Linked DNA regions of Homo sapiens: region 2 is linked to region 1. A link is a loop called in an ENCODE intact Hi-C map of the cell type or tissue named here. Cell type or tissue: MCF 10A. All regions are shown on one strand. Each heading gives the region's core, and the rest is flanking DNA. Links, peaks and the distances in the headings are about the cores only.

Region 1 (16,026 bases), core at 12,023-14,522:
AATATCATGAATCAAAAGTACATTTAATATACCTAACCTGCCAAACATCATAGTTTAGTCTCGCCTACCTTAAATGTGCTCGGTTGCATTACATTAGCCTACAGGTGGGCAAAATCATCTAGCATCATAGTGCACTGTAGAGTATTAGTTGTTTACCCTTCTGATCAGTGGCTGACTGGGAACTGAGGCTCACTGATGCTGCCTAGCAGTGCAAGAGAGTATCATACTGCATATCTCTAGCCCAGGAAAAGATCAAAGTTCAAAATTGGAAACTGGAAGTACAGTTTCTACTGGATGCATATCACTTCCACACAATGGCAAAGTTGAAAAATCGTAGGTCAAACTCTCATAAGGCAGGGACCTTCTATACATATATTTTACAACCTGACACACATACACACATGCACATGCACATACACATATACACACACAACCCCTTAGAAGTTTATTACAAAGCAGCATAAATATTTTGAGGACTTAAGTTACTGAATTCTTTTTTATTTTGGTAAAAAACACATAACATAAAATTTACCATCTTTAACATTTTTATGTGTACAGTTCAGTAATGTTAACTATATTCATATTGTTATGAAGCAGATGTTCAGAACTTTATCTGGCAGATCTGAAACTCTATGTCCATTAAACTCTCCTTTTTCTCCAACCCCTAGTTCCAACTAACCACCAGTCTACTTTGTTTCTATGAATTTGACAACTTTGGATACATTATATAAGTGGAATTATACAGTATTTGCTTTTTTGTGACTGGCTTATTTCATTTAGCATAATGTCCACAAGATTCCCCCATGTTGTAGCATGTGATAGAACTTCCTTCCTTTTTAAAGCTGAATAACAGTCCTGTACATGTATATACCATATTTTGCCTAATCATTTACTTGGGTTGCTTCAGCCTCTTGGCTATTGTGAATAGTGCTGTGTGAATATGGTTGTACGATTATCTCTTTGAGACCATGTTTTCAGTTCTTTTGGATATATACCTAGAAGTGAATTGCTGAGTTTTTATTTGTGTGTGTGTAGAATCTCCATCCTGTTTTTCCTAGCTGCTGCACTATTTTACAGTCCTACTAACAGTGCACAAGGGCTCCAATTTCTCCACATCCTTACCAGCACTTGTTATTTTCTACTTTCTGTATAGGAGTCAATCTAATGAGTATGATGTGATATCTCACTGTAGTTTTGATTTGCATTTCTCTCATGATTAGTGATATTGAGCATCCTTTCATATGTTGTTGGTCATTTGTATATCATCTTTAGACAAATGTCTTTTCAAGCCTTAGCCTGAAAAAAAAATTTTTTAATTAAAACTTGTTTCATGGTATTTAAGGCCCACCATGATCTGGCCTCAATTTGTTTTCTCTGCTTCCAAATAGCTGTTTCCCCTTATCCTTCCTCCATTCCTCTGTTCTTCATTCCCTTGACTGGACACAGTGGGTGTTCCCTTTTGCTTTTCCTCTTACTCATTTTATTTTCTCAGCCAACAATGCCCTTACCCTACCATCTTCATCTATCAAAACCCTATCTAGCTTCAAGGACATTTAAAATTTTTTTTCAGTTGTATATTTTCCTTTATTATGACTATAGAGGACTTTATTTCAAATCTTACCATTACATTTATCATATGCTACCTTTTATCATGTATCTTCCCTAACCACTCATTCATTCATTCAACCAATCACTATTTATTTGTCACATAATCTCAGACTATTCAATCTAAAATACTCCCCCAACCAGTCCTTCTTCAACACATTACCCAGTTTTATTGTTCATGTAACTTATTATTATCTCCATTTATCTTATTTATTTATATGACAATTGAATCTAACTTCATATAACCTCCACCCTTCTTAGACTATAAGCTCTGTGGGGTAGGAATCTTGCTTGTCTTATTTAGTTAGTATTCATGGCACCTAGAACAATACATGGCAGATAGGGAACACTTGAAAAGTATTTATTCAATAGGTGCCTAAATGCATGAGTGAACAAATGAATACAAATGGAGCAAAAAATAAAAAATGTGAATGAAAAAATAAAGGTTAATTTCTGAGAATGAATAAAATTACTGTAGGAGAAGAATATTAAAAAGTGCACTCACTCCTTCATATTCTTGTGTATTAAACCCACATTATTAGGTAAAATTATAATGTGCAGTTTTTTCTTTTCTGCTGAACAGAAAAATTAGGCATCTTGGGAATTTCATAATATTTATTTCATCTACTTTCTTTCCTCCTCTCCAGAATAAATTAAGAATTAACTCACTGGTTTAAATCTTCCCAACAGGATGGTGATAATAAAAGTTTTACAAACATTTCTTCTAATTCCTTGATTCAATAGAAAGTAGATATTACAATAACTATATAAATGGACTATCTAGCTCCATGTTTTCCTCTCTCTTTGAGTCCCCAAACTGTATATCCTTCCTCTTTCTGCTTCTTTGGGTAGCTCTCAACATCCCTCAAGTCAGGTGGACAGGTCCAGGAATTCATAGATCCTATACTCTTACTATTATCAAGCCAATGACCATAAAGAGGTCTTTCCTCAAATTAGAGTCTTTTTACTTTCTTTTTGTGTTTGTATAAAAAAAACTCAATGCCAACAGAACAACCTTACCCTAATGGCCACAAGACCTGATCACAACAATGAAAAGGTCAATTCACAGCAGAAAGCAAATTTTCACCAATAATAGAGCCTGTTAGAAATACAGCACCTCTTCTCACCACCAGCCTTAGGTATCGGCTTGAGTGATGATTAGGTACACTAGCTTTGGAGAAAGACTGCTTGGTGGGGTCCTGCCTCTGTTATCTCCCTGCTGAGAATGTTATATAACCTCTTCATGCCTCAGGTTTCTCATTTTTAAAATGGAGATAATAATGGCACTTACTTCATTGCATGTTGTGAGGCGGGAGAATCGCTTGAACCCGGGAGGCGGAATTTACAGTGAGCCAAGATTATGCCATTGCACTCCAGCATGGGTGATAAGAGCGAGACTTCATCTCAAAAAAAAATCTTACCTGAGATTCCTCATGGAACAGAGTCCTATCTAAGCCAAATTTTTGAAGGCTTTATTTTTAGGCTTTGTTAGTCTAAGTGAAAAATAATTACTCTTGCTGCACTTCATGCAAATAATCAGGCCAAGTACAGGAAGACTAAAGTTTATTTTGTAAACAAATTAGTTCTACCATGATTTGTTTTTAATAAAAATGGGGACTAGAGAGACAAAAATTATGCTTCAAAAGAAAAACTATAGTACACTGTTGTTAGCTGTTTTTGAGGTGTTTTTCTGCAGTTTAAGCTAAATTCTAAATTCTTTGTGGATTAGAAGTCCCCAAACTAATGCTTTCAAATCTTTGCTTTTAAAATTGGAAATTGTACTACTCATCCTAGGACTCGTTATTTACCTTACAGTAGGCTGTTCACTTAAACACTGTAGTAAAACTGTAGATAAGAGTACTAATGTTTCTGCCATGCAAGCCTTGGAAGCTCAACCAGGCCTGCATGAGTACACTCAGACAGTTGCAAAGCAGTTCCACTCTTCTCACCCTGGGGTTCACTCCCATTCCCACTATGTCTCCTGTCAGCAGGAAGAAGCCAGAGCGATCCACAGCCTTTTCCTATCTTCATAATCTACACCTTAAGATTAAGGTGTTATAAAACCTAAAGGGAGGGATTGAAACCACCTTTGCAAAATTATGACGGAGACAGTGAAAGAGATCTAACTTAGCTGACTCCATCTTGCTTCTAACCTCCAAGCTGTCCTTGTTCATTCCTGGGTGTAGGCTGAAATAACTTTGGGATAAACTTAGTTTATAGTTTACACTTTACACAAAGACAGTAACAGCCCTTTCCCAAAGCAGACCTCCTTCTTGCCTGGGGACTAGATTGTCTTTGTAGGATGAACATTAGCCACAAGATTAGAAATTATGGTTTACGAGTCATGTAGCTGGAGGCTACAAGATTCCTACCCTCCCTAAACTGCTCCTGAGATCAGTGCTTGAGATATTTTGCAGACCCTGCACTTGATGGATCAGCTGGCATCACCCAGATCAATAAACTGGCTCATCTGATCTCGTGGCCCCCACCCAGGAACTGACTCAGCACAAGAAGATAGCTTCGACTCTATGATTTTATCCCTGACCAATCAGCACTTCTGGCTCACTGGCTTCCCCCCACCCACCAAGTTATCCTTAAAAACTCTGCTCCCTGAATGCTCTGGGAGACTGATGTGAGTAATAATAAAACTCCAGTCTCCCACACAGCTGGCTCTGCATGAATTACTCTTTCTCTATTGCAATTTCCCTGTCTTGATGAATTGGCTCTGTCTAGGCAGTGGGCAAGGTGAGCTCCTTGGGTGGTTATATCATTAGAGAAGGACGTATAATTTTGTGGGAGAGGTAGTCCTTTTGAGTTAAAAGACCCCAAGTGTGAGCTGATAGAGGATACTGAACTAGTGCTCAGTGTCTGATGCATAGTAGTTACTTAATATATGTTTGTGGAATAAGTAACAGAATGACTGAATGAATCCATAAATAAAGTATTAACAGAAAAAAGGGAAAAGGAAATAGGCACATGCCAATAATAAAATTGCTTTCTTTGCAATTGGGCTAAGGTTCCAAACGTCAGATGGCATGTTGCTGAAATTGTATGGACTTTCTCTCTTTGCAACAGATCCTACTGGTTACTAAAGCCTGGATTGTATGTAAAATAATGTGTCCAAAAAGCTGAAACAAAAGCTGAAACACTAAGTTCTTCTCAATTCCGTTTCTCCAGTCCCAAATTTGCTGGTGTTCCTACACAATTTTAATGTGTCCACATCATGCTTATATCTTTCATACAATCCCCACAAAGGAAAAGGACATAAGAGAGCAAGGGACTTGGAAAAAAAGAATAATAAATAGAAAGATAAGGAAATGAAAGAGAGATGGTAATATATGACTGCAGCGGCAACAGAAATTATACTTAGAGAGGAGAGGAGTAATTCTGGAGACCTATGACCTATGACCAAGGGTCCAAATGTCACGCTGGCTTCCCTCATCTCTCTCTCATCTTCTCAGATGAATTTCCATGTTCTCAGGAAACTCTGGGCAGGTGAATATTGAAAATTCTCTGTCCTTATAATGGGATGAAAAATTGGATTTTATCACAATCTTTATTGATATTTTGACTTAATATGATAAGTCAAAAACTATACTGATCATACCCATCTGGCAAAATTCCAATCATGTGTGATCCTAATCACTGGTTCTCTTCATATGTGGAAAAGAGCAGCTGAGTGCTGCTGGAGCAAGTCACTCTTCGAGGTAAAATATTCACTATAAATTCATGATGATCAACTTCAAAAGATTTGTCAGCACCATTCAGCAATCCTCCTGTATTTCTTTAGTTCTCTCACTGTTCCACTCTGTACAACTGGTCTCAAACTTTTCCTGCTCTCTGAACAAGCCCAGTCCTCCCCTCCCTTCTTTTCTCACAGCTGATCATTGGCTGACCCTTTACATTTCTGCCACCAAACGTAAAAACTGACCCTTATCCTCATTCATTCTATACTTTGTCCCTTTTCATAAACATAGCATTGCCTATTTGCCTACCTAATTCAGTCACCCCTAGAACTCATCCATGACATCTTCTTGCTCTTCATACTCCACAGCCAATTCACCATCAAATCCTATTCATTGTGACCCCTAAATAACAGCCCTTGAATAAGTCCTCTTCTCTCCATCTTCACCATTATTAGCAAGGTTCAAGAATAACTGTTTTCTCTGACCTGGACTACTGCCATTGCTTTCTAACTAATCTCTCTACATCCATTCATTAACTCTACCAATTTATTCCTTTTTTTTTTTTTTTGAGATGGAGTCTCGCTCTGTTGCCCAGGCTGGAGTGCAGTGGCGTATCTCAGCTCACTGCAACCTCCACCTCTCGGGTTCAAGCGATTCTCTTGCCTCAGCCTCCTGAATAGCTGGGACTACAGGTTCGTGCCACCACAACTGGCTAATTTTTTGTATTTTTAGTAGAGATAGGGTTTCCCCATGTTAGCCAGGATTGCCTAGATCTCCAGACCTCATGATCCGCCCGCCTTGGCCTCCCAAAGTGCTGGGATTACAGGCATGATCCACCATGCTTGGCAATTTATTCTTTAAAATTTCTTTAATATTTTAAAATTTTATATTACACATATATGAAAACTTCATGAAACATAAACATCCAGCTCAATGCATGATCACAAATCCTGTTTAACCACCACCCAGGTTAAGAAATAGAGCATTTGCCAGCACTGCAGAGGCCCACCCTATGCTGCTTTCCTTTTAATTACCAGCCCTTCCCACTCCTAGTGCCATCACTATCCTGTCTTCTAACACCACATTAGTTTTGCCTGCTTTAAACTTTATACAGATAGGATCATATTGTTTACATCTTTCTGTCTGTATTCTTTTACTTAATGTTATGTGCATGAAGTTCATTAATGTTGTAGTGTGTAGTTGTTTGTTCATTCTCATACTATATGGTAATACTTTTACAGCACAATGTATTTATTCACTCTACTCTTGATAATCCTTTGGTCTGGTTCTAGTTTAGGGCTATTAAGAGGAGCATACTGCTGTGAACATTTTTATCCATGTCACGTGCTCCACATGTGCACACATTTCTCTTGAGCCCATCCATTCCAGTCGCAGTAGCCAGTGACCTTTTCCCACTGCAAATCTAATCCTGTGATTGTTCTCTCAATTACTTTTCATAACTCTTGGGAAAGACTAAAATATTTAACTTTGTCCATAAGCCCCTACATAATCTGAATTCCTTTCTCCTCAAGCCTCTTCTTGAAGCACACTTTCTGTGCTTCAGGTCATTTTTTCCTTTCCTGAAATGGGAGATGCTCCTCGCATCGCAAGAGTCTTTCACAGGTTATGACACTTGCCTGGAAAGCTGCCCCCTCACCGACTTTACTCATTTTTTTCTTCAGATTGCAGTTCTTTCTTCAATTCCACAGGGACGCTTTCTTAAACTCTCTTTTCCAGTTTAATTCTCATAACAGCACTGTCTTCTTTATATCATTTATATCACAGATGTAATTTTACTTTTCTTTAACATCTATTAGGTTGGTGCAAACGTAATTGCAGTTTTACTATTACTCTTTAATATTTCCAATCTCCCATTTCTATTTACACTACTAGATCATCAGTTTCATGCAGACAATTACTATGGGATTTGTTTGTTTGGCTCTAGATTTTCTCCTAGCCTTTTGCCTGGTCCATAGTAGGAACTCAAGAAATATTTGTTCAATTGTTTATGAAAACAGTGAAACTCTGTAAAATATTTGAAGACATTTATTCTGAGCCAAATATGAGTGACCATGGCCCATGACACAGCCTTCAGGAGGTCCTGAGAACATGTGCCCAAGGCGGTTGGTTGCAGCTTGGTTTTATACATTTTAGGGAAGCATGAGCCATCAATCAAGTACATTTAAGAAATACATTGGTTTGGTCCAGAAAGGTGGGACAATTCAAGCTGGTGGGGGAAGGGAGGGTGTTTAGGCAATTTAAACATTTTCTGGTTGACAATTGGTTGAGTTTTTCTAAAGACCTGGGATCATAGAAAGGAAATGTTCAGGTTAAGACAAAAGATTGTGGAGACCAAAGTTCTTTTGAAGTCTCATAGTGGCTGCCCTTAGATACAATAGATGACAAATGTTTCCTATTCTGAACTTTAAAAAATGCTAGACTCTCAGTTAATCTCTTCAGAATTGGGAGGGCCTAGAAGAAAAATATCTAGTGCTGTCAATAGAGATTCTTTACAGATGCAAATTTTTTTCCCACAAAGGATAGCTTTGTAGGGCCATTTCAAAATATGGCAAAGAAACATGTTTTGGGGTAGAATAATTTGATGTTCTTCTTTGTCACGTAATGCTATGCCAGAGTCAGATCAGAAAGTAAGTCAGGATACATAGGGTTAAATAAAACCCATCTGATGAGAATTTATGGTTTGTAAGGTATGACTCCCCAGACCCCTTAGGTAGGAATTTGGGCAAGATAAGAAAAATCAGAGCTTAGTCCTCAGAATGAATGAATTAATCAGATCACCACTCTTCACTATGTGCAAGGGCTATAAGTAAGAATTAAGGTTAAGTATCAGAGAATTGGCGTAGAGTCACTAAAATGTTTTCTAAGGGGATTATTAAAAACAAGAACAACAGCCCTTGCTGGATGGCCGGCTGTTAGGTGGGCCAGACGATGTGGTCTGACAGACCAACTGTCTGTGAGCACTCAGTGCACAGGAAACCTGGATCAATGCTCCACAGAGGCAGGGGACAGGCAATACTATGGTGTGAGGTGAACCTGGATTTGAGTCATCACTCTTCCACTTAATCTCTGTGTTACTTTGGAAAAATTAGAAAGCAGGAAACCTTGGTGGCAAGATAAGCTGGGATCTGGCTCTTGACTATAGCTGTCAGTGTGTTATAATGCTGTTATTATAACAGCCTGGCTGCTGGAACCCCCAGTAGTAAAGTGAAATAGTCAAGGCTCCCCAGCACAGACAATAGCTACATTGACCTTGAGTTTAAGAAAAGCCCTCCCATGATCTCTTATAAGGCACTGCACTTGGTACTGTGCTGTTTTTGATTAATGCCTTTCTCAATATCATAGGCTCCTTCTTGCTGGTCCACTACATCAGCAAGGGTGGGGCAAGTGTCGTTCCAGTCCTGCTCCTAGGCATTCTGGTGTTCCCATTGAGATTTTAACTCCTACAATAACTTTCCAGATTTTGATGACTAGCACCCACCTCAGCCCTGAGGAAAAGAGTCTCAGTGGGACTGCCCCAGCTTTAAGATATTGAGCAGAAAACTATAGCTAAAGGGCTAAGGAATCCTGTAGTTTGCATATGTTTAACAAAACAATAACCAGATTTTACGGGCCCATCCCAAAGATATTAACTGAGCTTACAATTAGCTAATTAGGACATGTTCTGTTTCCCATCTCTTGACCCTGGCAAAAGCTCCTGCCAAGTTTTTCAACAGTAATATGCATGATGGAAGAATAGAAATACTAACTATGAAAATGAGAAGTTATTCTGTGTCGAAAGTGTTGCTGTCACCACCCTCTTTAGAGTTAAGCATTTCTTTTAGTCTGCACTGTCAATTTGTTTTTGTACCAAATGGAAGAATGCAGTATGTCTAATTTCTTATTAAGAGGTAACTGATTTTTGAAATATCAAAGTATCTTATTGAAGGGTTCTTGTGTAAGTTCGAACCCTGAGAGTGCGCCAACAGACAACACGAGGTGGTGTGGAGCAACATGCTGTTTTAATGAGCGCCTGGGTGCAGGCGGGCTGAGGCCTAAAATGGCATCAGCCCCAAGTGAGTATGGGACAGGGGTTTTATAGTCCTCTGTAAACAGGAAGTGTCCCAGTCTGACCTGACTGCTACATAGTACCCGCACGGCGTCTTTCTCGATCTTCAGATCTTCAGGGGTACGTGTTTTCCAGCCAGGGTAGCTGTCTTCCGGCCAGGGTAGGTGTCTTCCCGCCGGCTCTCTTCCCGCTTCTGCTATCTTGCTGACGCACCCTGTTGACGCAAGTAGCCTTGCGCCTTGGGACTGGGTCTGCGAAGGGAGGAGTTACTCATCCCTTCAAGCTTTCAGGCCCCAGGGAGAATTTCTCACTTATCCCCTATATTTATCTCTAACTTCATGTTTTAATGGAAGACGTTGGCAAAATCAAGTATCAGTGTGGGTTTGTTACCAGTGGAAGGTGTCCAGGTTCTTGGCGTCTTGAACAAAGAATTGGACAAAATGCACAAACAAAGCAAGGAAAGAATGAAGCAACAAAAGCAGAGATTCCTTGAAAATGAAAGTACACATGCCTGTAATCCCAGCACTTTGGGAGGCCAAGGCAGACAGATGACTTGGGGCCAGGAGTTTGAGACCAGACTGGCCAACATGGTGAAACCCCATCTCTACTAAAAATAATAATAAAAAAAATATCCAGGCATGTGGCAGGCACCTGTAGTCCTAGCTACTCGGGAGGCTGAGACAGGAGAATCGCTTGAACCCTGGAGGTGGAGGTTGCAGTGAGACGAGATGGCTCCACTGCACTCCAGCCTGGGAGACACAGCGAGACTCCACCTCAAAAAAAAAAAAAAAAGAAAGAAAGAAAATGAAAGTACACTCCACAGTGTGGGAGTGGCCCAAGCATAGGGGCTCAAGAGCCCCATTACAGAATTTTGGGGGGTTTAAATACCCTCTAGAGGTTTCCATTGGCTACTTAGTATACACGCTATGTAAATGGAGGATATTTCCTGTCATAGGTGAAGTGTTTCCATTTGATTTAGTTATAGGAAGTCCTTAGGTTCCCTGCCTCCAGACCCTATTCTCCTGCCTCATTCTGATTCATCTGTAATATTTTTTACTTACTTTCTTATTGATAGCAACCAGGAATTTTTTTATCCCACAGAGCAAGTTTTTAAAATGTAAACACTTTCTCTGTTTACCAGTTCGTGGTCAGCTCTGGATCTGGTCTACCAATAGGTTGGACAACATATAATTTGCATCATTTTGTCCTTGTAAATCAAGGTGTTCTGTAGATCATGCATTTAAAGACTGGACTTTTGGTTGTTTCCTAATGAAAAATGTACATAAGTGGTTATTATTCTGAGTTTATAACTCAGCTAGCATTATTGCTAGCACCTTGTTTTATGATGTCATTCTGATAATGATTGAAAGACTCAGCCTGGATCCTTGGATCCCTGGAGGACCAGATTGCTTTATTTTGATTCTGTTTTTTAGCTTGTAAAAAGGTGACATATTCAAAAGAAATGAAAATGTTAAAATCTAAATCCTAGATTTAAAATGAGTTAACTTTAAACATTTCAGACATCATTTTAATGATTTTATGATATATTCAATCCTAATATCCAAATCTATCTTCATTTTTAGGCAGCTGGCATTATGGGTCACACTCTACTTTCCAGTCGTTCTTTTACTCAGGTTATAGACTGGCACAACTAGAAGCCTGGATATACCATCAACTGAGATTTGGAAGGCTATGGTAGAGCAAGTTTTAGGGGGAAGATGAGTTCAGTTTTGCACAAGTTTAATTTTAGGTGTCTACCTGATATCCAAGTGGAGCTTTTGAAGAGGTAGGTGCAATGCATGTGTGTGTCTAGAGTGCGGAGGGGGTCTAGGAAATTTGGACAATCTCCTAAGAGTCAGAGGGCAGGGTGAGATCACCAGTGGAGTGAGTGCACACAGAGAAAAAAAAAAAGAGGACTCAGGAAATGAGGCACAAAGAGAGAGCGGCCTGAAGCAGCCTCCAAGTTTAGGCACATTTGGTAATGGAGGGTAGCCTGGGGAGTCCAGTATTAGTCACATCTACTTGGCAATGAAGATGTGAGACAATATACATAAAGCTTTATCATGGGTAGTGTTTGCAATGCAAGGCTCAAACCAGAAGGTTTTTAGCCTAACCAAATTAATTGGTCCTTTTTATGAAGGTGATGCTGCTGGCCAAAAAACAAACACACACACTCAATCAAAATGGAACACAGGGGTATAAAATGAAAAGTAAACATTTAGGGGGATGGAAAGTGAACGTTTTCTCCTTCAGCTCACCTCTCAAGGTTGTCCAGTTAAGTTTCTTGTATACGATTCCTAAAATGCTCTAAGCACCTAAACAAATATCTGTTTAACAAACAACAACAACAACAACAAAAACTCTCCTCCCCATTTTACTAAAGCCAAGAATTCCACAGTATAGTCATTGGTTCCCGTTAAAATCAGAATTTAGCATGTTCAATGTATATAAAAGTGTTAGCTTAATTTTGCCAAATATAAGAACCGGTTTATGAACAGTTTATATGTGCCTTTTCTTAAAATATAACTTAAGCATGAGAATATATTTGACCCTTCCATATTTGGGAGCTTCTGGCTGCTCAGGCCCCTCTACTGCAGATCTAAGACACAGTCAAAACTCTCAGTGCCACCAGAGTTTCTGTGGTAGAATTGTCTGGGGTCTGATACATTCTCAAAAATATCAAAGCAACATTATTTAAATGAGAGAATGATGTAGGGAACAAATAAAAGTGAAATAGAAAACATCTTTCTGGACACATGGCCTCTGTGTATATGTGTGAAAAGTAGATGAACAAATATATAAGGTTTCTTCTGGACTGTGTATTTTACATGGAATTTTCATTCATTCTTTATTTTATTTTATTTATTTATTTTTGAGACGGAGTCTCACTCTGTCGCCCAGGCTGGAGTGCGGTGACGCGATCTCGGCTCACTGCAGCCTCGCCTGCCAGGTTCAAGTGATTTCCGGCTAATTTTTGTGTTTTTAGTAGAGACAGTTTTCACCATGCTGGCCAGGCTGGTCTCAAACTGCTGACCTCAAGTGATCTGCCTGCCTCCGCCTCCCAAAGTGCTGGGATTACAGGCATGAGCCACCGCGCCTGGCCTCATTTCTTTATTGTTTAAATTTTTAATTTATACTTTCAATAGCATGTAGTATTTACTTAAGGCTACTTTTCAATTATGGCATTATATTTTGTATTAGTTTCCAGGTAAGTATAAACACTTGGCATAGTTTGTGTATATTTTAGAATGAATAAGTGTTGAAAATTAAGAGATTACAGTATCAAGTTGCTTGGATATCTAAGTACAGACAAATTTCAATTCGTTGAATGTTAAAGCAAAAAAAATTTATCTAAGATATTTCGAATTTAGAGATTATACATTTTTAATTGAATATGTTAACTATGTAGATTTATTTTGGACTATTTGTAGATTTTATGTAGATTTATATTTGGACTTTATTTGAAGTGAATTAACAAAAATAATCTACAAACTACCTTTGATACTAATGGAGATTTATTTGCCCTCACATATGTCTTTTTTAATAAGTAGTTTGAAAGTCAGAAAACTTTTAAAATAACATAAAATTTATTTTTTAACTATAGATTTATAGAGAGGTCTAGTGATTTGAAAAACATAACAATTACCTGTTTGTGTTTGTTTAAATATGTAGTTTCCTTATTCTTAAAGTTAGGAGTTAGATTAGATGCTTTTTAAAGTTTTTTCAACATTTTGTGATTACTTAATCCCACCGTCTGATTCCAAATGTGGTCAGGGAGAGTGGATTGGATCTTGTTTGATAGCCCTCTAGTGGCTATAACTTTAAAGGGGCACAATATTTAAGAAAGAAAAATTGTTCCAGAGAAAAGAAAATCCATTTAGAGAAGCAAAAGGGCCAGGAAGGACAGAAAGGAAGTTAACTAGATAGTGAGACAAGCATTAAATTAGAGGCCAGTGTCAGACAGCGCAAGCCAGGTAGACAACGAGATATAAAGTCAATATTTTCTCTTTGTTTTCTTTCTTTCTTTCTTTCTTTCTTTCTTTCTTTCTTTCTTTCTTTCTTTCTTTCTTTCTTTCTTTCCTTCCTTCCTTCCTTTTCTTTCTTTCTCTTTCTTTATTTCTTTCTTTCTTTCCTGCTTTCCTTCCTTCCTTTCTTTTCTTTCTTTCTTTCTTTCTTTCTTTCTTTCTTTCTTTCTTTCTTTCTCTTTCTTTCTTTCCTTCCTTCCTTCCTTCTTTTCCTTCCTTCCTTCCTTCCTTCCTTCCGTCCTTCCTTCCTTCCTTCCTTCCCTCTCTCTCTTTCTTTCTTTTTTTCTTTCTTTCTTTCTGGGTCTCCCTGTGTTGCCCACATTGGTCTCAAACTCCTGGGCTCAAGGGATGCTTCTGCCTTGGCCTCCCAAAGTGCTAGGATTACAAGTGTGAGCTGCCATGCCCGGCCTAGAGTCAATATTTTCTGAGCATGCTTTGTACTAGGAGCTTTTCACATATTTTCTCACTTTATCTTTACAAAAACTCTATGAAGCTGGTGTAAGCCCAATTTTTACAGGCAGAGAAACTAATGATAGGAGGGGAAAATGACATTCCAGATCACACAATTAGAAACTCTAAAGCTGGGATTTGATTCCAAAGTCAATGCTCTTACCATATCATGTAACAAGTGAAGTTTCAAATTGTGTTTAACTGAAGATAATAAGTTGGGCAGAAGTTGTCCTTTATTCCTTACAGCATTGCAGCCTCCTGTTGGCTCAACAACTGGACTGGCAGGGGCATGATGGATGTGACAGGGCCACCACCCTACTGCACACCTATCCACCTACTTATGGTTCTTGTGAAACTGGAAGTAAGGGGTGGAGTTCACTGATGACTCCCAGGTTCATAGCTGCTAACATAATGCATTAGCTTAAAATGGGTGGAGAAAAAAAAACAGTAATACTATCACAATTTGTGATGAAGGAGTTGTTTCTATACCCCAGGTTCTGCAAAGCACACTATTCACATGCACCAATTTTTTATCACTTTCGTTGAGATTCATTCCTATCATACGCCTTCTGTTTCTTATTTTTCTTTATCTATTTTCATAACATGTAATACTGTATCTATAGCCAAAGGCTAGAGATGGGCTGTGTTTGGTAAAACACTACACTGGTTCCAGGCAGTACCTAAAGATGCTGTGAATAGTTTTAGGGATACTTCTTGGACGATGAAACAAGACGTGTTAGGGAGTGCCTATTAATTTCTAAAGACTGTTTTACAATTGTTACAAAACTAGAGATTATGACATTCTAAAGTAATTTTTAAAAAATATTTGAATATACCCCTAACACAGGGGTTAAAGAAGAAAATTTTCCACAAGGTAGATCTCACTATAGAAAAACCTCTACATGAACATCTGAATGAAAATGTGAATAGGTTGTTTTTTTCCTTAGAAATATTGTGAGGTATGAGAAAAGTCCTAAGAGCTCTTAATTTAGATTATGTTCTCAAGAAACTATTAATTCATTCATCTCTTTCAGGGCTCATCAATTGTTCTGCCTTTTAATTTATTTGTATACTTCTATTATCCCTTTACAGAAAAAAATGAATCTCTTTTGAGGAAATGGATTGTTTTGCTCATTATGATAGTTTTATTTTCAATGGTAAAAGTAATAAGCATATTTAAAACAGGTTTTAAAAAAGTCAAGATGTATAAGGAAAGCACTCATAATCTCTCTTCTCTTCAATCTTATATGCCATGTGAATAAATTGGTAAGCATTCATACCTTTCTCTATTTTCTTTTTTTGTTTTTGTTTTTGTTTTTTTTTGAGACAGAGTCGTGCTCTTGTCACCCAGGCTGGAGTGCAATGACACGATCTCGGCTCACTGCAATCTCCGCTTCCCAGGTTCAAGCGATTCTCCTGCCTCAGCCTCCTGAGTAGCTGGGATTACAGGCACCCGCCACCACCCCTGGCTAATTTTTGTATTTTTTTTTTTCAGTAGAGACGGGGATTTGCCACGTTGGCCAGGTTGGTGTCAAACTCCTGACCTCATGATCCACCCACTTCAGCTTCCCAAAGTGCTGGGATTACAGGCGTGAGCCACTGCATCTGGCACTTTTTCTATTTTCATACCAACATGTATAGAATTTATTTACTTCTGTTTACTCCACATAATTCTGTAACTTAAAAACATTTTATCTAATATATTATAGATATTTTCTTTTAAAACATTTGTTTCTAACTTGTTCTTTTTGTAAGTGCCTACTACTTTATAAGGTGGTGCACTGTTCCACTGTTGATCGGTATCTTAATTGTTTCCAGTTTTTTTGTAATACTGCTATCAAGACTGCGATAGACAGCTTTGTCTACGTGGCTTCCATGCTGCTAAGTGTATTTCTGCAGAATAGCTTCTCAAGAGTGGAATGGAAGAATTAATATACATTGCCAGATCTTCTTCCAAAAAGATCGTAGCATTTCCTACAGTAATGCATGAGTGCCAATTTGTCTCCTTTGTCCCCAGTAGGTAATATATATTATCAATCTTTTAAGTTTATCAAACTGGCAAAAAAAATAGAACCCAATTATTCTTTACTTTGTATTTGTGTGATTATTGGAGATGTTGAACAGCTTTTCAAATGTCAGATGTCAGCTTCACGTTTTAAAGTTCTATTACCTAGCACAATTCTCTTTCATTTCA
Region 2 (16,026 bases), core at 5,145-7,644, 160 kb before region 1:
TTTTTCTTAGTCTAGATAAATGTTTGTCAATTTTGTTTAATTTTTCAAAAACCAACTTTTTTTCATTGATACTTTGTACTGTTTGCTTCATTTCAATGTCATTTATTTCTGCTCTAGTCCTTATTATTTATTTTCTGCTACTAATTTTGGGTTTGGTTTGTTCTTGCCGTTCTAGTTCTTTAAGATATATAGCTAAGGTGTTTATTTGTGGTTTTTCTTCTTTTTTGATGTAGACTTTTAGAGCTACGAACTTCCCTCTTAGTACTGCTTTTGCTGTATCCCACAGGTTTTGGTATATTGTGTTTCAATTATCATTTGTTTCAAGGAATTTTTCAATTTCATTCTTAATTTCTTCATTGACCCACTGGTCATTCAGGTGCATACTGTTTAATTTTCATGTATTTGTATAGTTCCCAAAATTCCTCATTATTTCTAGTTTTATTCCATTGTAGTTAGAAAAGATATTTGATATCATTTCAATTTTTAAAAATGTTTTAAGACTTGTTTTGTTGCCTAACGTATGTCTATCTTTGAGAATGATCCATGTGCTGAGGAAAAGAATGTCTATTCTGTAGCTACTGGATGAAATGTTCTGTAAATATCTTTTAGGTCCATTTGATCTATAGTACAGATGAAGTCTGGTTTTTCATCAGTGTTCTTTCTGGAAGATCTGTCTAATGCTGAAAAGAGGAATGTTGAAGTCTCCAACTATTATCGTATTGGGAGTGTGTCTCTTCCTCTTTCACTCTAATAATATTTGCTTTATGTATCTGGGTGCTTCAGTGTTGGGTGCATATATATTTAAAATTGTTATATCCTCTTTCTGAATTGACCCCCTTCATGAGGATGGAGCACTCATGGCCTAACTACCTCTTTAATGGTCTCATCTCTTAACATTGTTGCATTAGGGATTAAGTTTCATTAGGTTGCATCAGGAATTATAATGACCTTCTTTTGTCTCTTATAATTTTTGTCTTGAAATTTGTCTAATATACGTGTAGCTACTCTTGCTCTTTTTTGGTTTCTATTGGCTTGGAATATCTTTTTCCATCCCTTTATTTTCTGTCTATTTGTGTCTTTATAGGTGAAATGTGTTTCTTATAGGCAACAGATCATTGGGTTTTATTTTTTATCCATTCAGCCACTCTATATCTTTTGATTGGAGAGCTTAATCCATTGACAGTCAAAGTCATTATTGATAAGTAAAGACTTACTGCTGCTATTTTGTTATCTGTTTTTTGGCCGTTTTGTGGTCATTTCGTCTTTCCTTCCTTCTTGTCTTCCTTTTAGTAAAGCTGATTTTCTCTGGTGACATAATTTATTTTCTTACTTTTTATTTTTTGTGTATCTGTTGTATGATTTGGGTTTGAGTTTTTCATAAGGCTTGGAAATACAATCTTAGAACTCATGATTTTAAGCTGATAACAACTTAATTGTTTGCATAAAAAAATGAGCAAAGAAAACTAATAAAAACTCTACCCCTTAACTTCATTCCCTTGCTTTTTAACTCTCTGTTGTTTCTATATATATCTTTTATACTCTATGGCTTGAAAAGCTGATATAGTTATTATTTTTGACTAGTTCATCATTTAGTGTTTCTACTTCAGATATGAGTAGTTTACACACATTTACAGTGTTATATTTCGTTTTTCTGTGTACTTATTATTATCAGTGAGTTTTGTACCTTCAGATGATTTCTTCTTGCTCATTAACTTTATTTGCTTTCTGACTGAAGTACTCCTTTTAGTATTTTCTTGCAGAACAGGTCTGGTGTTGATAATCCCTCAGCTTTTGTTTGTCTAGGAAGTCTTTATTTCTACTTCATGTTTGAGGGAGATTTTTGCTGGATATACTATTTTAGGGTAAAAGGTTTCTTCCTTCAGCACTTTAAATATGTCATGCCACTCTCTCGGCTTGTAAGGCTTCCACTGCAAAGTCTGCTCCCAGACGTATTGCAGCTCCATTGTATGTTACTTGTTTCTTTTCTCTTGCCGCTTTTAGCATCCTTTCTTTATTCTTGATCTTTAGGAGTTTATTAAATGCCTTGAGGTAGTCTTCTTTGGGTTAAATCTGCTAGGTGTTCTATAACCTTCTTATACTTGGATATTGATATGTTTCTCTTGGGAGGTAAAAGGCCAATAACCACTCTTAGATTTGCCCTCTTGAGGCTATTTTCTAGATCCTGTAGGCATACTTCATTCTTTTTTATTTTTTCTTTTGTCTCCTCTGACTGTGTATTTTCAAATTGTCTGCTTTCAAGCTCACTAATTCTTTGTGCTGCTTGATCAGTTCTGCTGTTAAGATTCTAATGCATTCTTCAATATGTCAATTGCATTTTTCAGCTCTAGAATTTGTGCTTGATTCTTTTTAATTATTTCAATCTCTTTGTTAAATTTGTCTGATATACTTCTGAATTCCTTCTCTTTGTTATCTTGAATTTCACTTTCCTCAAAACAGCTATTTTGAATACTGTGTCTGAAAGGTCACATATGTCCATTTCTTCAGGGTTGGTCCTTGGTGCGTTATTTTTTTTTTTTTTTTTTTTTTTTTTTTTTTTTTTTTTGAGACAGAGTCTCGCTCTGTCGCCCAGGCTGGAGTGCAGTGGCGGGATCTCGGCTCACTGCAAGCTCCGCCTCCCGGGTTCACGCCATTCTCCTGCCTCAGTCTCCCAAGTAGCTGGGACTACAGGCGCCCGCCACTACGCCCGGCTAATTTTTTGTATTTTTAGTAGAGACGGGGTTTCACCGTTTTAGCCGGGATGGTCTCGATCTCCTGACCTCGTGATCCGCCCGCCTCGGCCTCCCAAAGTGCTGGGATTACAGGCGTGAGCCACCGCGCCCGGCCCTTGGTGCGTTATTTAGTTCATCTGGTGAAGTCACTTTCCTGGATGGTCTTGCTGCTTGTAGATGTTTGTTTGTACCTGGGCACTGAAGAGTTAGCTATTTATTGCAGTCTTCACAGTCTGGGCTTGTTCTCATCCATCTTGGGAATGCTTTCCAGGAATACAAAAAGGACTTGGGTGTTGAGACCTAAGCTGTATCTGCTATAGGGGCACCCCAGGCCCAGTAATGCTGTGGTTCTTGCAGACTTGTAGACATACTGCCTTGATTGTCTTAGACAACATCTGGGAAAATGTTCTGAATTACCAAGCAGAGACTCTTGTCACTGCCCTTACTTTCTTCCAAATGAACAGTCTCTCTCTCTGTTCTCAGCCATCTGAAGCTAAGGGTGGAGGGACATAGCATCCCCATGGCCATGACCATCAGGATTGTGCTTGGTCAGATGTTAAACAGCACAGCACTGGGTCTTAACCAAAGTCCACTGTAACCACTACCTGGCTACTGCCTATGCTTTCTCAAGGCCCTAGGGCTCTGCAATCAGCAGGTGGCAAAGCTAGCCAGGCCTGTGTCCTTCCCTTCAGGGTGTCAAGTTCCCCCAGGCCCCAGGTGGATCCAGAAGTGCTGTCTCAGAACTGGGAGTCAGGGACTACAATAAAAAACCTTAGCAGTCTACCTGGTATTCTATTTTACTGGGGCTGAGCTTACATTCAAACCACAAGACACAGTCCTTCCCACCCTTCCCTTTCCAAAGGCAGATGAACCTCACCCCATGGCCATCACAACCCAGGCCTACAGGGAGTACTGCCAGCGTACCAGTGATGTTCCCTTAAGACCCAAGGGTTCTTCAGTCAGCTTGTGGTGAATGATGCCTAGGCTGCGAGTCACTCTTCAGGGCAGGAGGCTCCCCTCTGGTCCAGGGCAGGTCCAGAAATGCCATCCAAGAGCCAAGTCCTGGAATTGGGGACCCCAAGAGCCTACTTGGTATTCTACCCCCATGACTGTGCTGGTACCTAAGGTGCAAGACAAAGTCCCCTTTACTTTTCTCTCTGCTTTTTTCAAGTGAAAAGTCTTGTCCTATAGCCATCACAGCTGGAAATGTACTCAGGCCCACCTGATGCCACCAAGTATCAGAGTCTCACCCAAGGCCCTCAATGCAGTCCCTGGGCATCACTGATGGTTATTCAGGGCCCCAGGGCTCCTCAGTTAGCAGGTGATGAATCTTGCCAGGATTGGGTCCTTCCCTTCAAGGATATAGGTGTCCTTCTCACCCAAGGAGTGTCTAGAAATGTCATCTTGGAGCTAGGGCCTGGAAAGGGGGCATCATGACTCTGACCAGTGCCCTATCTTACTGTGGCTAATCTGGTATCCAGGATGTAAGATAAAGTCCTCCCCACTATTCCTTCTCCTCTCCTCAAGCAGAGGGAAGGGGTCTATTTTGGAGCTGCAAGCTGAGTGGTCTGGGTTACGGGAGGGGTGATTGCCACACTCCCTTAGCTGCCCCAGCTGGTGTCTCAATAGAACACGTGCCACCCCCAGTCCACGGTCTCTGGGCCTAGTTCAGCACTAGGACTCACCTAGGAGTTGCAGTTCTTGTGGCCTAGACTGCCTTTCAAATTTACTTAGAGCACCAGAGCACTTTAGCCCATAATAGGAGGGCTTATGCAAACTCAAGTATTGACCACTAGGATCAGCAATTCCCCTCTGGTTAGGGCTGGTTTAAATATTCCCTCCATGGGTAGGCATCAGCTGAGTTTGGTCCAATTTTGCTTTCTGTTATAACAAGATAGTGCTGAGTTCAATGCCTCAAAACTGCTGCACTGACTGTCCCTCTCCCCAGTACACAGAATCACTCTCCGCACCATGTCGCCACTCCCAGGGAATGGAGGAAGGGTGGCGTCAGTGACTCAAGACTGTTTTTCCTACCTGTTCAGTGCCTCTTTCAGTGATATAAAGTTAAAACCAGGTACTATGAGTGCTCTTATGCAGTTCTTAGGAAGGTGTTTTTTTGTGTGTAGATAGTTGTTAAATTGGTGCGCTTGCAGTGGGTGTCTTCTATTCAGCCATCTTGTTCCACCCCTCATCTACATCTTTCTAATATATAAGGATCCCTTAAATACCAAGAAAAAAAATGCCAAAACCCAAGGGGGCAAAAGATATAATAGAGAATTCACAGAAAAAGAATCGCAAATAGCCAATGAGCATTTTTAAAAGATGCTCAACTTCACACAGAGCGAAGCGCAAACTAAAACTTCTATCTATCCGTCCCCCTGTGAGATTCAGAAAAATTCCTAAGTTTGACCACAATCCCTGTTGGTGAGGCTGTGGAATAAAATGTACATTGCTATTGGTGCCAAATGGTGACACAAGGAACTTGGAAATATATATATATCAAAATTGAAATTCAGCAATATCCATCAAATACCAGCATATTTCTCCTTTAACTTAACAATGCCACTCCCAGAAATTACCCTGAAAATGAACCTCCACAAATAAGAAACATTGTACAAAATTGTTCACTTACAGTATTTGTAAGAAAAATATACTGGAAATAGCCCAAATGTCCATCAATAGGGCATTGACTGAAAAAACTACAGTTCATGCATGTAATGGACTACTAAATGGTCATAAGGATGAAGAAATACCTAGCACTAACACAGAGGAATCTATAGGAATATTTTATTAAATAAATAAATTCACTTAATTCTTTTATAAAATATTCTATATTACATTTAGAATGAGAAAGGCTGGAAACTAAGACTCATGGGTATTTACGTGTTTATATATTTTTAGGATTTATTTTTTTAAAAATGGACTGGAATGAGAAACCAGAAAGCAGAAAAAAAAAAAAATACTCATGTTGCAGAAGGAAATAGGGCAGGGAGGATAAGGATAGAAACCAGACTAGTATTTTACATATTCAAAAAATTAAATCATTAAAGGTTTCAAGGTATTCCATCAGACTAGATAACATGAAGGACTATGCTAGCATAGAATACCTAAAAGAGTACCAGATCGACATGAAACTTTGTCTGTAAAAAGACAGTACAGAATTAAAAGATCACTCAAACATGAAGTATTTGCTACACACAAGCCTACAAGCAGTCAGTATCCAGGACACATAAAATATACATAGGAGATATAGACATATTAAAGACACATTCCATAAAGAAAACCAAACTTCAGAAAAGGAACATGAGCAAATGACATTTCATAAATGAAACATTGATGGCCAATTAACCTAATTAGTAATCAGAGAAATATAAATTAGAACTACAATGAGCTATCAGATTACCAATAATGATAAAAGACTGAGATATTGTTGGTGAAAACATGTAACAACCAAGACTGTTATCCCTTGCTAAGAGGGGTACAACTGGAATAACCATTTAGGAAAATAATTTAGCATTACCTTGAAGATGCAAAGAAGTGCATATCATATGAACTAGCAATTCTACTCCTAGAAATATATCCTAGAGAAACTTTTTATACATGTGTGCAAGGAAAAATGTCAACAATACTCCAAGTAGCATTGTTCTTCATAGGAAAATATTCAAAACAACGTAAGCAAAATATTCAAAATAACCTAAATATCCATTGTTAGAAGATACATAAATTGTGATATATTCATACAGTAGAATGCTGTATAGCAGGAAAAATAATAAATGTACTAGAGCTACAAGTATCAAAGCAGATGAACTGTAAAATATAATATTGGGTGAAAAAAAAAAGCAAGTTGCAGAAAAATATATAGAGTTGGATCAATATATAGAAAGTTCAAAATAAAGCAGTTAAAAAGTCTGTGTTATAACAAAAAACAAATTCAAGGAAATAGTTACCTCTAGAGGGCAGGATATGAAATACAATTGAAGAAATCTTCAAAAGTATTATGTATTGTTTCTTAAGCTACCTAGGGAGTATGAGGGTTATCTGTTTTATTCTTATTTGCTAAACTGTACCTATACATTAATGTACTCATGTATATTTAATAAAATATAAAAGTAATTTTAACGAGTCAATTGCATTAGTAGTACTAAAATATCCATGATATATATTTGTTGGCAAACATCTAAAAAATCACTTCAAATTTAACTGATTTCTATTTAATTGTTAGTTTTTAAAATAGAGTAAAATTAACTTATACAGTTATACTGACAGATTTTCTTAGTAGATATTCGCTTGCTTTTTAAAGAATATATTCCTCCTTCTTCCATCAGAATCTAGGAGAAAACCAAAATGTTAACAATTCCTAAGTATACATAATAATATTCACTTATATCTACCTTATTTACACTACCAATTCATTTTATAGTACTTTTCTTTTACATTACTTCAGTTCAACATGGTTTATTTTTAAACCACAAAGAAAAATTAGCCTGTGGTAAACAATAAAATGAAATTTAAATTCGTTAAAAAACAACAAGCAACAGAATAGACACTTGCCAAGAAATGAATTACTGAGAAAAAGGAAAAGCTTCAGGTAATCATAGTAAATGCAGCTGAAGAAAGACAAACATATTAAGGCAATTTGGAAATTTGTTATTCTTTATTTAATTTCCTAAGTTAGATCATCAGTCGTTTATTATCAGGTTTTTTAAATAATAAAAGCTCTTAGAGGTATAACTTTCTACAGAACACACTATTGGTTTTGGTTTCCATCACTTTCTATGTAATTTGTACTTTATTTTCATTTCCTTTCTCTAACAAAGCAAACGAACCCTGAGTGTTTCTTTATTTCCAGGATGTTAAGGGAAGTTAAGTATCTCTTTTTAGTTGATTTCAATTTTATCAAATTTTGATTAGAGAATGTACCCATGAATCTCTCCTTAAATAAATGTCTTAGATTTTCTTTATGGCTTACTATATGAATTATGTTTGCATACATATCATGGGCTTATAAAAATTTTTTTCTATACATTCTCTGTTGGTAGGATATAGAATTTTAGATATATAAAATAAAGGAGAAATTGTCTAGCTGCTTCCCAAACCTGACTCCCTTTTTCTTGGACATACAGCTAGACTGTATTTCCCGGCCTCCCTTGGAATTGGTTTAGACATGTTACGTAAGTTCTGGTCATAGGCAGAAGTAACGTAAACTACTGCCGGTCCTGGTCCATAAAAATCTTCCCCACAATCCTCCACTTCCTTTTCCTTTCTTCTCTCTGGTAACAATAAACTGGGAGCCACCAGTTTAGGGCCTGAATAACTACATGGAGCAGAGCCCCTTCCCTAACCCCTCTATCTTATCATTTAAAAATCTTTTCTCTTCAAGTCATGACACATTCAAGCCCCAAACTTGCAAGAAGAACACAAAACTTTCAAGAAAGCTATGTAGACCCCACGGCAGGCCTGCACTCCAATACCTACTTCAGATCTGTTTGAGAAGGACAGCAAAGATCTTCCTAAAGGACAAGACACTAAGTTATTCACAAATGTCCTCCATCCTCCAGGATGGCAAGCCTTGCTATGGATCAGAAAATCTGCATCTCCTATTTTTCTCTTTTCCGAATGGGCTTTTTATTGCATTTATATGGTCTTTGCTCCAATAGTATATATGTTTTCTTAATGTATGTATTTTGCTATCTGTTTGCTTTCAACCTTTATTATATTCTAGATACGTTGCTTATAACCTATATTGATTTTTTCTTAATAATTTGATATTCTTTGAATCTTGAAAAGAATTCATATTCAATATATTAATTCATATTCAATATGTTAATTGCTATCATATTCAATATGTTAATTGCTAAGTGGGTTTCATTTTTAACACTGTATATAGAATTGCTATTTCATTTCTTCCCATCTTGATCCGGTTTCCTAGTGTGACATCATCACTCTTGAATTTTGTTCTTCCACGTCTCCACTTCTCTGGTGAATACGTTCCCATGTTAACAATTGTATTTTAACTTTATTCCTCTACTAAACCTTTAAAATTAAATAATTATACTCCTCTAATACTTTGTTCTTTCCTATTCTCTCCCACTCCCATCAAAGGCTCTTGAGAACACCACATGTCCCCATCCAAGAGGCTTGTTCTGTTTGCTTGTTTTAGCCCGTATGTCTCTTCATCAATTCTTCCTCAGCAGAATCTACCTGTTTTAATTTTACCTAACCTGTGGGCAGGTGCAACCCAGCCCTCTTTCTACTCCTACCCCTTCATTCCATCCCATTGGTGACTCTTGCCTTGGCCCCTCTGGTAGAACGTAATTTTAGTCAGGGTTCCACTGCACCTTTGGCCATGGCCAGGCATCACAATTTAAAGTCCCCATACCTGCTCTACCCAAGGAACTCCTCATAGCACCTGATTCCCTTTGGGCTACATCAATAGGCTTTTTTCTTTTTTGACTAGTTCTAGCTATATTCAAGCTGCCAGCTTTCTAGACATAGGTGTGGTCAAACAGAATTTGTTTTTGAAGTATTAAATTCTGTTGATAATTCATCTTTTGGGAGGATACATCTATATTATTCATATTTGGGGAAATATGAATTATTTAAAGGAATAACAGGACAGCTTCCATCACTACTGACCACATTTTCCTCCTTTTTCTTTCCTACGACACTAGTACTCCTCAAACCTCTCTAGTAGCTCATTCTCAGCCCCCTTTTCTGGTTCCTCTTCTACTTCATACCCTCCAACCTGAAATGTGCCTTCTCAGGAATTTGACAATTTTTGTTCTTATTCTATACACTTTCTCTCGAGAATCATATACTTGGATGTAGTCAATTATCTGCTATTCATAAAGGCTGAAACATCTCTTCTCACCTCAAGCCCTGTATATATAATTGCCTACTATACATCTCCACATAGATCACAGGTTTTTCAGAAGATCCTCACTTGAGCTCAGTGGGTCAAACTTACCTCTCTCAGAAATTGCTCCTCCTCTGAATCAGAGTGATGCTAGGTATTGTTTTTAAAAAGTATATCACAAAATGTATAATGCCAAACACAATCATTTCTCTCTTGTGTAATAATCTAAAGTGAGTGTTTCTGGTAAGCAGGCAATTTTCCTCCATGTAGTGATTCAGAGACCCAGTCCTTTCCATCTTGTGGCTCCATTATCCCTTGGGGCCTCACTACCATCTAGCCATCAAAGAAAGACAGCATGGAAAAATAATTCCCTTTTCTTATAAGCCTTAACCTAAAATGATGCACATCACTTCTCCGAACATTTCATTAGTGAGATCTAGCCATATGGCCACATGTACATGGATGGATGGTTAGGAAACATGTTCCTTGGCTGGGAAGCCATTTCATGGTGGCAGCTCTATTCTATTAAAAAGGGTACATTCTACAAAAAAAACGGTACATGGATTTTGATGGACAGTTAACCTTTTTCCTGCCACCTCCTCCTATGGTTTCAATCTTGTTCAGTAGCACAATCCCATCAACTACCCATTTACTCAAATCATAAATAAATCTAGGTCTTTCTCAATTTCTTCCTTCTCCCTTAACTAATCACCAATCACCAAGTACTATCAATTCTAGATCTAAATCTTCTCTTCTCTCATTTCATCCTTACTGCTATTGTAAAACTTCAAGCTCTCATTATTTCTTCCCCTAACTTGAGCTGTTCCACTTATCAAATCCCTCCTCATTGTTGCTAGAATCAACTTTTTTATTACGATGTCATCATATTCCTCTGCTAAAATTTGTTTAGTGGATCTCTGTTTAATGATCAATAATTAAACTGTTATATATCATACAAGGCCATTCATGACCTACCTTTTTGTATTGTCCAGAATTACCTAGGCCACTCCTGCACCCTTTATCATTAGTATTATAAATTGTAGCTATAACAATAACTAGAATGAAACAAGGTACTTGAAATTTCTAAAACAGGCTGTACTCTGACATCTTAGTATATCTATGTTGCTCTTTCTTCCCAATTTGACCATTTGGTAAACAACTTATTGATACTGTGCTCAAAAGTTACCTCCTCCATCACATCTTCCTCCTGTTTACAGATGAAACTTAGAAGTATCTGTTACTAATAACCCAAAACAAACTTTAATTCAAGCAATTTATCTAAATGCATTATATTTTTGTCTCTTTCTGACTAGCCACTAGATGAAGACTTCTTAAAGACAGGTTCCATGTCCTTTCATCTCTGTACCTTGCAGAGTCTAGTGCATAACAGAATATAATCTTGAGAACAAAGCACCATTTTATCCCCAGTGTCTAGCATACAGGAAACATTCAATAAGTGTCTTTATATGAATTCATAATATGTACTCAATAAACATTTATTGAAGAAAAAAGGGAAAACAGTATAGCTGAAAATATCAAGTCAGATAAGACAGACAGTTTGAATCTTGGCTTGAGAGTGTGACCTCAAACAAGTTATCTAATCTCTTTACATTTCAGTCTCTTTTGCTGTGAAGACTTTAGCAACTCAGGCTCCTGTAGATTAGAAATAAACTACATAAACTTCCTAGCACTGTTGTAAAAATTACACCCTTATGATGGCAAGGGATTATAACATTACATAAGCAGTGTTTATAGATATTTCAATAGTATGGCAAATATAAAATTATGTAGCACATTGAAACCTAAAGCATTTTCATGTTGAAAGATGATATGGTTTGGATCTTTGGGTACCCCCCGGCAAATCTCATGTTGAATTATAATCCCCAGTGTTGGAGATGGGGCCTGGTGGCAGGTGACTGAATCATGGGAAGTAGTTTCTCCTGAATGGTTTCGCACCATCCCCCTTGGTACTGCCCTTACAATAGTGAAGTTTGCTGTCATGAGATCTGGTTGGTTAAAAGTGTGTGGCACTCCCACCTCACTCTCTCTTGCTCCTGTCTTTGCTGTTTGAGATGCCACACACCTGCTTCACCTTCCACCATAATTCTAATTTCCTGAGGCTTCCCCAGAAGCCAATTCTTCCCCAGAATCCTGCTTCCTATACAGCATGTGAAACCGTGAGCCAATTAATCTATTTTCTTTATAAATTACCCAGTCTCAAGTATTTTTTATAGCAATGTGAGAACAGACTAATACAGAAAATTGGTGCCAGGAGCGGAATTTTGATATAAAGATACCTGAAAATGTGGAAGGAATTTTGGAACTTGGTAATGGGCAGAAATTGGAAGAGTGTGGCAGGCTCAGAAGAACACAAGATAAGGGAAAGTTTGGAACTTCGTAAAGACTGGCGGTGGAATGGTTATAACAAAAAAGGCTGAAAATGCTGGTAGTGATATTGATAGTGAAGTTGAGGCTGAGGAGGTCTCAGATACAAATGAGGAACTTATTGGGATCTGTAGCAAAGGTCACTTTTGTTATGTGTTAGCAAAGAACTTGGCAGCACTGTGCCCCTGCCCTAGGGATCTGTGGAACTCTGAACTTGAAGGTGATTAATTTAGGATATCTGGCAGAAGAAATTTCTAAGCAGCAAAGCATTGAAGATATGGACCAGCTGCTTCATAAGAACCACCTATGTTCATATGTGTGAGCAAAGAAATGATATAAAACTGGAACTTATATTTAAAACAGAAGCAGAGCATAAAAGTTTGGAAAATTTGCAGCCTGGCCATGTGGTAGAAAATAAAAGCCCATTTTCCGGGAAGGAATTCAAGCAGGCTGCAGAAATTTGCATAAGTAAAAAACGAGCTAAGTGCTAATAGCCAAGGCAATGGGGAATAGGTCTCAATGGCATTTCACAGAACTTCATGACAGCCCCTCCTATCACATGCCTGAAGGCCTAGGATGGAAGAATGGTTTCCTGGGCCAGGCTCAGGGCCCTGCTGCTCTGTGCAGCCTCAGAACACTGCTCCCTGTATCCCAGTCACTCCAGCTCCAGCCATGGCTCAAAGGGGCCCATGTACAGCTCAGTCTGCTGCTTCAGAGGATGCAAACTGTAAGCCTTGATGGCTTCCATGTGGTGTTAAGCCTGTGGGTGCACAGAGTGTAAAAGTTAAGCCTTGAGAGACTCCACCTAGATTTCAAAGGATGTATGCAAAAGCCTAGATGTTCAGGCAGCAGTCTGTTACACAGGTGGAACTATCATGGATAACCTCTACTAGGGCAGAGTGGAGAGGCAATGTGGAATTGGAGCCCCCACAGAGAGTCTCCAATGGGGCACTGCCTAGTGGAGCCATGAGAAGAAGACCGCCATCCTTCAGACCCCAGAATGGTAGATACACCAACAGCTTGCACCTAGCTCCTGGAAAAGCCACAGGCACTCAGCCCCAGCTCATGAAAGCAGCCACAGGGGCTGAACCTTGCAAAACCACAGAGGCAGGGCTGCCCAAGGCTTTTGGAATCCACCTCTTACACCAGTGTGTCTGGATGTGAGATATAGAGTCAAGGGAGATTATTTTGGAGCTTTAAGATTTGTGACTGCCCTGTTGGGTTTCAGACTAGCATGGGGCCTGTAGCCCCTTTCTTTTGGCCTATTTCTCCCTTTTGGAATGTAAATATTTACCCAATGCTTGTACCGCCATTGAATCTTGGAAGTAACTACCTTATTTTTGATTTTACAGGCTCATAGATGGAAGAGACTTGCCTTGTATCAGGTGAAACTTTGAACTTTTGAGTTAATGCTGGAGTGAGTTAAGACTTTGGAGAACTGCTGGAAATGCATGATTGTATTTTGCAATATGGGAAGGACATGAGATTTGGGGGGCTGGGGGTGGAAAGATATGGTTTGGATCTATGTCCCTGCCAAATCTCATGTCAAATTATAATCCTGAGTGTTGGAGGTGGGGCTTGGTGGGAGGTGACTGGATCATAGCAGGGCAGTGGTTTCTCCTGAGTGGTTTAGCACCATCCCTCTTGGTGTTGTCCTCATGATAGTGAGTTTGTTCTCCTGTGATCTGGTCATTTAAAAGTCTGTGGCACCTCCCTACTCACTCTCTCTTGCTCCTGCTCCTGCCATGTGAGACTCCTTGCTCCCCCTTTGCCTTCTGCCATAATTAGAAGTTTCCTGAGGCCTGCCCGAAACCAATCAGATGCCAGCATCATGCTTCCTGTACAGCCTGCAGAACCATGAGCCAACCAAACCTCTTTTCTTTATAAATTACCCAGTCTTAGGTATTTCTTTATAGCAATGCAAGAATCAACTAATACAGAAGTTTTGTAATACTTAAAAAATGTGTTTAAAATGTCCTCAAGATTTTGTCTCAAATAAAACATGTTAACAGTCTCTGAAAACGTGTTTTTATTTCTAGATCTAAGCTATAATTTCCTCAGAATAAAAAAGTATAAGAAAAAGAGTCCATCCAATAAAAATTAATGAATAAATGTTAAGCTTAAATCAAAGTGAACGTTAAATACAGTAATGTGATATGGTAATACAAACTGACTTAATTGAGAAGATAATGTGAGACTGTGCTTTACCTCATCAAGTCCAAAGTCCCATGACTGCTTAGAGTGCAATTCTTCCGAAGGTATATTTCCCCTAAGGATTATAAATACACAGTATCAAAGTTTGTTGTGTTCCCTCTGGGAATTATTGTTCTAAATTAGAGTTCCCAAACTTGGCTTCAGATCAGAATTATATGGGAAGCTTTCTTAAAAATAAAGATTCATAAGCTCCATGCCAAGGAGCCCACCTATTATGTGCGGGTCAATCTTGGTATTCTATAGTTTAAAATCACTACCTCAAGTAATCTGGACCTGCAGTCAGGATTGGGAACCATGTTCTAAATTGCTTTCATAAGGTACATTTAAAACTCAAGGCCTAACATGATTTTTTCACTCATAAATTTCTAGATATTGGGAGATATAACAACAAAAATACAAATTTGCCAATTTTATGAAATGTTTTGTAAGTCTATGTTTTAATTAATTTGTAGTGCCAATCCCACTAAAATTGCATCTTTTTATCAATCAATATTTTTAATAATTCCACAAGAAATCACTTCCAGAATAAAAATTTATTCTAGTTCATGATTTCCAACCAGAAAGATTTGGCTAAATTGTAATTATTACCAAGAAAGTTAGGACTATTACCAAGAAAGTTAGGACTATTTTAGCTAGAAACTACTAGCTAAAATAAAGTTTTCTTTAGTTACTTATAATTGCAGGTCATTATTCAGAAAAGCCTGGAAGGCAGTTCTCAAACTTTTAAGGAATAAATTTAACATCAACACATAATGGATGAGTGTAAAAATCACCTTAAACTCAGAACATTTTGTACACCAGCTGCAAGAAGAGAAAGAAAAATCTGGTGAAACATAATTGTTTTCAATGTATGGGTAGAGGAGATTGTAATCTTGAACATAGAGAAAACATGGAGTCTCTGAGAGGTAAATGTTGGCAATGAGAAGAGTGCTCTATCCCTAAAATGTACACTGTCCTATAAACTGCTGATATGCTTGCTTATGCCACTAACATCTGAATTCTATCACTCCCTATAGTGATTCTATACCAACCAAGCAAGCAACCTTCCCACTGAGAGCTGTTTGAAAGTAAGAAAATATGCTTTTTCATGTCAATAAGACTTCCTATACATGTTCCCTTTCTATTTATTACTTTAAGTTAATAAATTGACATTCTGGCGGATATGAGTTTCTTGAACACATTAAATCAATTTCCTCAAATCTAATCAACACTAATATTCAGATAAGAAGGTATTTGGGAGCTGGCAAATATGAGCACCACACTCTCAACTGGGGTGATATTATCAACACTGTGACTCCTGGTAAGGCTCCTTTGAGACCAGGTTGCCTGCCCACCCTCAAATGGCAATACGCCTACCTCACTTTGCATCAATTCAACATTCATCATGCATCATACTAGATCCTGATTTGTATTCCCCAGATTTACCTAAAAACTTACATAGAGTTTGCTGGATATTTCTGAATACTTTTCTGTGGTGTCTTCTCTTGGTAATCATTTTCAAATTTTTCTTAAAAAATAAAAGTATGCACCGAGTTAAAAATTTAGCATAGTCTATTTTCATTTTTTAATTCAAAGCATATTCACATGACACGTACAGAGGAAAACCACTGGTCCACAATGTTATATAATAGGAAGCCATTCTATTTTTGGTTTCATTTTCCTCCAAACACATAAACACACATACAAATATATAGATGTGTGTGTATGAATATACAAATATATATACTAAAACTGAAAGAAAAAAAGAATATGTAATTACATTTTCCATGTACAATACCAACCTTTTCTTTCAGAGCTGCTTGGGTAGTAATCGTTCTCAAAAGATGTACTAAGATCATTTCT

The links. A loop is a pair of places that touch in the nucleus more often than their neighbours do. Peaks named below come from ENCODE experiments on the same cell type or tissue, not always from the same donor. Only the 100,000 strongest peaks of a DNase experiment are listed, where the experiment ranks them.
Region 2: a loop joins it to region 1, with 6 times the contacts of the local background. A loop is called at or near these places in 7 of 110 quality-filtered maps.

What each region holds. Positions count from the first base shown.
Region 1 is chr12:39,532,295-39,548,320 of GRCh38, reverse strand. It overlaps LOC124902918 (a long non-coding RNA gene), which reads right to left and starts at 2,055. Exons shown (of 2, transcript XR_007063277.1): 1 at 1-2,055. It also overlaps a transcript of ABCD2 not described here. In MCF 10A, for the core only: a CTCF peak has its summit at 13,163 (motif pointing left); no DNase peak of the experiment used is centred there.
Region 2 is chr12:39,683,080-39,699,105 of GRCh38, reverse strand. It overlaps REDIC1 (regulator of DNA class I crossover intermediates 1), which reads right to left. Exons shown (of 13, transcript NM_001031748.4): 8 at 15,966-16,026; 9 at 15,622-15,691; 10 at 14,179-14,239; 11 at 6,994-7,057. Among named protein-coding and RNA genes, the nearest start is that of REDIC1, 65 kb to the right of the region's middle. RefSeq lists an enhancer at 1-179. In MCF 10A, for the core only: no CTCF peak of the experiment used is centred there; no DNase peak of the experiment used is centred there.